2 separate regions of the Mus musculus genome follow, and region 2 is linked to region 1. Evidence: chromatin loops called from intact Hi-C (ENCODE). Cell type or tissue: heart. All regions are shown on one strand.

Evidence for each region. Hi-C counts contacts between places; a loop is a spot of excess contacts. Peaks named below come from ENCODE experiments on the same cell type or tissue, not always from the same donor. Only the 100,000 strongest peaks of a DNase experiment are listed, where the experiment ranks them.
Region 2: a loop joins it to region 1, with 10 times the contacts of the local background. A loop is called at or near these places in 11 of 42 quality-filtered maps.

The regions. Positions count from the first base shown.
Region 1 is chr14:75,720,482-75,724,481 of GRCm38, forward strand. It overlaps Cog3 (component of oligomeric golgi complex 3), which reads right to left. Exons shown (of 23, transcript NM_177381.3): 16 at 1,621-1,710. Among named protein-coding and RNA genes, the nearest start is that of Cog3, 32 kb to the right of the region's middle. In heart, CTCF peaks have their summits at 1,707 (motif pointing left) and 1,909; no DNase peak of the experiment used is centred here.
Region 2 is chr14:75,058,327-75,062,326 of GRCm38, forward strand. No RefSeq gene overlaps it. Among named protein-coding and RNA genes, the nearest start is that of Rubcnl, 44 kb to the left of the region's middle. In heart, a CTCF peak has its summit at 2,391 (motif pointing right); no DNase peak of the experiment used is centred here; H3K27ac peaks cover 941 bases.

The DNA of each region.
Region 1 (4,000 bases):
TTCCTTGAGGCAGAATTTTATTTTGAAACATTTCTAATGAAGTCTGCATATTAAATTTGGCAAAGATAAAGTTACCCTTCATAAGCAGTAGAAGAGGACTCAGTGACTGCTCTCAGTCCCTCTCCCCACTGACTCCTAAGGAGCACAATCACCATGGCAACAGCACATGTATGGAGGCTCACCTGGCTTGTGAGCACAGCAGCAGACAAATAGGAAATGCTGTGCATTCTAAACACTTTTTCGAGTTGTAACTGAGTCACATAGACTTTGTTTTCTTTATTACAGTTGTTGTAACTTAGGAAAATAGTATTATGTTAATTTACTACACACTAGGTGTTCAATTTATGCAATGATAATGTACCTTAAAAAAAACTTGTAAGTTGGAAGGCAAAAATTACAGATTCTCAGGCACAAAACCAAATGTGCTAGCAACTCTGACCAAGCAAACTGAAGGTTTGCAGACAGACATTAGAACATGTAGGAAACAGTTACATAAAGGGCGGTAGATAGTAAGGACAGAAGGCTTGGGGGCTTAGAGGGATAGAGTACAAAAGGCTATCGAGTATGACCAAATCTTTCTAAAGAGCTGAGAAACATCTCACTGAACAAACCTGTAAATAATAAAGACATGTGTAGGGATGAGGGCAGAGAGCTCGGTGGCATCTCTGCTACATAAGGCCGCAGTCTATATCTTATTTCTGCTACCCTTTATTTGTCATAATACAGGGAAGTGATGTTTATTGTTTTACATCTTTAAATTTAGCAGCTGTGCAATACTCCACCATACAAAACATGTTCCAGTTTAGCTAACCATCTCCAACAGGGACTTTAGGCATGATCAATCATAAAACTGTGAGAGATGAATCTTGCAAACATTATTTAAAACTTAGCTCTGCCTATCTGGAACTTGTTTGTCCCATGCTCCTTTAATCCCTATGTAGAGATTATCTCTCAAAGCCATGCACAAGAGGAGAACCTGACATAAAGGCAGAGCTTCTCTAGGGACAACTTTTATCAGGAGACTCTCCTCAATTATCTAAAGTTTTGAAGATAGAAATGGAATTTGTCAATCTGGAACGCACAGGATTGAAGGTGCACTGTGGCTACCAGTGGCCTCAGAGCTCCATCTCTGTGGCACAGGCATTCTGGGAGAGCAGAGGAGGGCTCCACCTCCTGGCAAGGCCGAGGGAGAAGCACAGACCAGCTTCCAGTCCCAGGTCCTGTGCTGATTCCAAACCATAAGCCATGTGGTCAGGGCAGCTAGCTTAAGTCACACAGCATACGGACTCTAACTGCCTGCCCTGGAAGTCAAGTCTTTAAAATACTGTGGGCATGATGGCCTGCTGTTTCCTTGAACACACTCGCTGGGTACTCTCTTTATCCTACAGCATTAGACCCTCAGCTCCACTCCTGGTACATTAGCAAAGTAGACTTCTTAGAGCAGTCCTCTGTGAGCACTACAATGAAACACCAGTTTCCCTCAAAGGGTCTCGAAATTCTCTCCTACTAATCAAACAAATCTTACTGCTAAGCGGTTTTAAATTTCTGTGACTCTAAATAAATGACATGTTGCACAATACTATTATAGGTAATAAACTTTCACCTAACGCTTCATCAAACCTTGTTTTTGCTGATAGACTCTGATGCTCCTAGCAAGGACTGTATGCAGGCAGACAAGGCTTCCTGTGATAATCCTTGGAACACCGCCCTCTGGTGGAAGAAGAGAGAAACATCAGCCTATAGTTATTGACAGAGCAGAAAAAGGGAACCGCAAAGCCATGAAAGCAGGGAACAATGTTCACTTCCACACTTGAACCATTTGTCAAATATCTCACAATCTTTCAGGACTACCACACGGCTCTGTAACGTGCACTCGTGTCTGGAAATGCTCGGAGGGCCTTTAGCACCTACTCACGGCCAGCACTGTGCGGTCACTGGGAGATACAGGGATCAATTAAGCAGGCAGGGTTAACCTTACAGAATATCCACTCCAGAACAATCTCATTTAGTGTGCTAGAACTTGCTATACAGTGCATGTCGGCCCCAGACTCCAGACCCTCCTTCCTCGGCCTCCCTAGTACTGGACTCACATTTTATTGTGCACTACCACCTCGTAGGCTGCTTCTAAACTCGAAATTAACTATAAAACAAACTCTCAGTTTATCTTCTAAAGATGTATCCCTGGTAATTAGAGAAGACGCTTTAAGATGTAACATGGCTTTTCAGTACAATCTTCTTTTAAACAGAGGAAAATGGAAACAACATAATCAACAGAACAAAGTTGACCAAATAAATAAATAAATATTGTGAAATAAAAAACAGTAAATTATAGAATACTTTAAAAAATAGGAGCTTTCTGAGGCATTTGGTTAAATTCATATAAGGGAGAGCTGGAGCGATGGTTTAAGTGGTTAAGAGCACTGGTTATTCTTCCAAAGGACCCAGGTTTGATTCCCAGCACCCACATCGTGGCTCACAGCCATCTGTGACTCCAGGTTCATCTGTGATGCCTTCCTCTGCCCTCCTCTGGTAGCACACACATGATGCCCAGATATACATGCAGGCAAAACATGTATACACATAAAATCTATTTTTTTAAATTTTAAGTACAGTTCAGAGAAGCCAGGCTTGGAAGCACCTGCCTATAATCAAAATCCAGGACAGTTTCAGTGACAATATCAAGAAAGGGGCCAGCCTGGACTATAAGAGACACTGTCTGGGGAGCAGAGAAGAGACAAACAAACAAACAAAAAAAAAAAAAAAAGATTTTTTTTTTTACCTCAGAGCTAGGCACAGTAGCTTATGTCTATAATCTTAGCACTTCGAAGGCTGGGGTGGGATTGCTGAGAGTTCAAGGCCAACCTGGGCTACATAGTTCTAGGGCAATATTGGCTACAGAGTGAGACTCAGCCTTAACAGCCAATAACAGAAGATCTGGTTATCAGTAGGTGATAAAGGACAGGTAAGCTTAAGGCATAAGGCAAACCAGATGGAGTAACCTAGGACCCACCTTTGACCTTATGCACTGAGGTCTGGGAGGGCTGCGGAGGGAACATAACTCATGCTCATTTCCCTTAGGATCTTAGCCCCACAATAGGAGTTTCTGAGAACCCTGGTCTCGTGCCTTGTTCCCTATTGGGAACCTGAAGAAGCAAAGATGTCAAACGTCCTCCTAGCCCGCACTGGAAGAGATCCACACGCCACAGTGTAAGTCAGAGGAGTCTGGGTGACTGACGCCACGAGACAAGTGCGAGGCCTCATTTGTTCCGCAGAGTCTGCAGCATGGAACTCGCATGTGTGCCTGTGTGTGCGGAGCTCCTGTGTATGCGCCTATTCCTTTGGAGCTATAGTCTTAAAAAGTAGTGGAGTCTGGACAACGTGTTACATGACTTCTCTTCACATACAGTAAGATTATAATCAATTAAAAAATAAAGAGTTGGAACCACCAAATTTATAAAACTATTTTGCTTTAAACATAAGCCAGTGGCAGCAAATATGTAGCCAAATCTGCCATTGAAGGGAATAACAACTGCATCATTAAGTCAGCATGCTTACAATAACCAATGCGTCGTCTAAAAAGGTGCTTTAAAAAATTCTGCTAACTTCAGAAGTAACTAAACTTTGTTCATGGCTAGGAACATGGGCAATCTCACATTATTGTTAAGGATGCTGGATGAAAGTTAAGTGCAAAACCTAATTACAGGGATTAGGCATAGTGGGGCCCACCTGCAACGCCCGCACAGGGAGGCCGAAGCACAGGGATCTGCAGGTTCAAGGTCAACTACAGCCACCTACTTAGCAAGACCCAGCCTCAACAACAAAAAACAGACCACTGTGGCTACATTTAATACTATGTTGCCAATCTGGCATCTCCGTATTGCTTCACATTCCTGCACCTCTCTTCTTCACATAAAAACTAGAGCAGACAAATTAATTAGTAATTTTAAACTTATTCATGGGCAATAGACTCCTTTAAAATTTGATAAAAACTACCACCTTG
Region 2 (4,000 bases), 660 kb before region 1:
TTGCATGTAGAGGACCGAGGTTGACATCAGGTGTCTTCCCAAATGCTTTCTATCTTGCTTTGTAAGAGAGGCACTGCCACAGAACCCGGAGCTTATGAATTAACTAGACTGGCCGGCCAGTCAGACCAAGCGGTTCTCTTCTGTGTGGGATTACAGGTGCACACCTCTGTGCACTCCTCATGTGTGTGCCGGGGTCTGAAGTTGAGTCTTCATGCTAGTGCAGCAAGCACTTCACCACCATGTCTAAATTGGTAACTGGTTATACCAAAGAAAACACCATTTCCCACAAGTGAAGCTGGAGTCCCTCTAACAGTAGTATTAATATTTTTTAGCACAATGCTGAGAAGACAAATGAAACCTGAGTTAAGTCAATTCAGACCTCTAGCCCACATGCTGGAAGGAGAGAACAGGCTCCCACAGGTTGTCCTCTGAACTCCACGTGTGTGCCAGCGTCTTTCCTTTAGAGTGGTTCTAAGTGTGAGGGAGACAGACAGAAATCAAAGAGTACAGATGACTCTTCGTGAAGACCATCATTGACTAAAGCAAAGCTTTGTGGACCTGGTTGTTTCTAGATCCATTCCAGCCTCCAGCTACAGTATGGCAAAGGAAGCTGAGGCAGGGTCAAAGGCCAAAGGCCAGAGTTGATTTGGAAGCACGGCTCACATCACTCAGGATCGAGTCTTTCACTTCAGTGGGCTGCCATTTCCTGAGGCACAGTCGGTCTGTGAAGATGTGAGTCCCCTGTGACTTTCATTGGTCAGTTGGCTCAGGAAGAGCAGAGCTCTATGATGGAAATCAGGGGTTTCAACAATGGAGGCTGCTGCTGGTGTCTGGTGAGTGGAGGACAGAGATGCTATTAAATGCTCCCAGGACAAATAATCTGACTCAAAATATTAGCATGCTAACCAATAGGGCCTGGAGAGATGCTCACCTCTAATAAGTTTCGGGAATAGAGATCTATTAAAAATTTTAGGAAAATAAGTATGTTATTTGATTCAGAGTCTGAAGAGCTTCAGTGCCCACTGGGCAGTGTGAGCAGCCAGCTCTAGGCTGGCCACAGCCTCAAAGGAAAGAAATGACCTGACTGGTTCTAGCTCTACACTTGCCTTATTTATCATGGTCTCATCTATGGGATTCCTGTGATTGGCTGTAGCTTACAGCTTATGACTGGCTGACCTACTAATATATGTACTATATATGTGTGTTATAATAAATATATATATATATATATTATAACGTATAACATATACTATATATAACATACGTACATAACATATTACATATACATTTAATATACAGCATACTATTATATATTAGTAAATACATTTAGGATGTTTATATATTGAGGTTGAGGAGTCTCAGCCTTAGACCAATGGCCTCCTGCTTCTTTGAATACTCTTTCTTAGTTCACAGTAGCATAGTGAATAGCAATCATAAGTAAATTTTTGTTTACTCAAGCATCTCTCCAACTTCTTGCATCACAGAACCCCTCCCTGGTACATAATCTTGACATCATGTGTGTATGTGCATGTGTGTACATGTGTATGTGTGTGTGTGGCATGTGTATGTGTGGACTAGTGTGTGTATGCGTGCATATGCTTGTGTGTGTACATGTGTATACCTGCGTGTGCTTACACATGTATGGGTATTTCTGTGTGTGCATATATGTATATTTATATATTTGCACATGTGTGCATGTCTGTGTGTGTGTGCATGTGTATATGTTTGCACATATGTGTGCATGTCTGTGTGTGTGCATGTGTATGTGTTTGCACATATGTGTGCATGTCTGTGTGTGTGTGTACATGTGTATGTGTTTGCACATGTGCACATAGAAGCCAGAGGATGACACAGTGTCAGGAGTCACGCAGTCACAATCACTTTTCACTTTCCATTTTGCGATAGGGTCTATCACTGATTCCACAGCTCATGGGTTTGCTTAGGCTGACTGGCCAGCAGGCTTCTGGAATCCTTCACTTTCTGCCTCCCCAGGGCTAGGATTACAGACCACAGTGGCTTTCATGTGGCTGAACTCAGGTCCTTTTATCAAGTGAGTCAGCTCCCCAGCCTCTTGATAGTGAGCTGTAGTTGGAAAACACTGGCCGGATAATCTGTGTTTCACCTTTGGAAAGTATGCTTTCTCCATGGCCGACTTCAGGCTCACTCAGTGACCTCAGACCTGTGACTGTGGACGTGTCATTGGTCTCTGGTCCCTCAGCAGCCTCAGTTTTGCTGGTGAGAGTAACACCATCTACACACGGGGGTCTTCTGAGGGTCAAATATTCAATGTCGGCATGTCAGCAGCCACCCCTAGCAATCCTCAATCCAAATTTAGCCTCCAAGTGTGGTTTTGTCTCTGTAATTTCCCTTTGGGTTTACCGTAATACTAGATATGACCAGCAGAGGGAACTGGTGACACGGCCTTGCCCTGAATGTTATTTAATGTCCTTTGCAAGGCTTAGCGAGTGACCTTTTGCTGATTTCCTGTAAACTGGAGTTTTAGAGCTGAGGAAGACTCTGGCAATGACAACATAGATTCTGAGTGGTCCATGCACAAGGTCAGATGCGGACTTGACCTTCATGGCTCTCAACCCAGCTCCAGGAATGGCCGCACGATCTTTCTGAGGGAAAAGCCACCAAATGTATTAGTATTAGCAAGCAGCTGAAATGAAGGGGTGGTGGCTGGTGACACTTGTTGCCACAGAAAAATGGGCTCAGCAGGCCACAGAGGAACAAGCCTGATCACAGAGAGCTACCTGCTTTTGCCTTTCAAGAGCTGGGATTAAAAGTTTGTGTCACACTATCCTGGTTGAGCATGGTTTTGTTTTGCATTTTGCAACAACGTCTCACTTTGAATTTGCAACCCACCTGACTCAGGCTCCAAATCTTGGGATTGCAGGCCTGTGTCTACCAGTTTATGGTAGTTTTTTAGAAGCTTTCTGTCTGTAGTTTGTACAAACGGGCATCTGATTTCCAGGGCCTACAACTTTCAAGTGGCTCTCATGAATTCTAGGAGTCCCTGGGCTTGGCTCCCACCTCTATGTTTCCACACATGATTCAGCCTTATACCAAATTACAGGCATAAAGTTCAACTCTTTCAACACTGAAAACATTCACACCACCGTGTTGTTGCTGATGGTTGGTTAGATTTTTGTTTGCTTTTTTGTGTTGGCTGTGTTTGAAACAAGGTCTTACCTACTTAGCCCAGGCTAGCCTTAATTTCATGATTCTTCTGTTTCGGCTTACTGATGACTGGCATTGTAGGGGTGAGCCACCGTTTTTGAGTTTAGGAAGTGCATTTCCCATTTGAGGGCCTCTGGGAGATACCATATAACCCCTTACCTACCATCTAAGCTGCTGGCCTTGTGTTTCCTCTCAAAGCTATGTATGCTGCCACTCAGGCTGACAGCTCCTTGTAACCTGGACAGTGGGCATCAGAGCTGCACCTCAGGGACAGAGGTATAGGGAGTGCTGCGGAAGGGAGCCCTGTAGTTGGCCGACATGGTTGCCGTGGGAGCAGCTTCCCTGTCCAGACCCTGCATCTGCAGCTCTGCCTCACCCTCTTCTTACTCTACCCTCTTGCTTCTGCTATTTTCTTTCCTGATGGTACTCCGTCTCCATGCCACTCCCAAATCATCCCTGTGACGTCCTCACCAGTGGCCACATCTTTTCTGAAGCTGTATCTCCATCCCTCCTGGCCACTTGCTCTGCTCTCCTTATCCAGTATCAGCCCTAGTCCTAGTTTCTTCCTCTGCCCCAGCTCGCCATACTTATTTCTCTGCCTGCCTCCTTCCTTCCTCCCTCCCTCCCTCCCTCCCTCCCTCCCTCCCTCCCTCCCTCCCTTCCTTCCCGAGAAGCATCCAGTTGCCTTCAGTTTCACCTCTGCCCTTGAAATCTTTTCTGCCTGGAGTATTCTCCTGTATTTTTGTTTAAAAAGACTTTAAAACAATGAATCAATAACTAATTGACAAATCAATTAATCACTAATGATTATGGATGG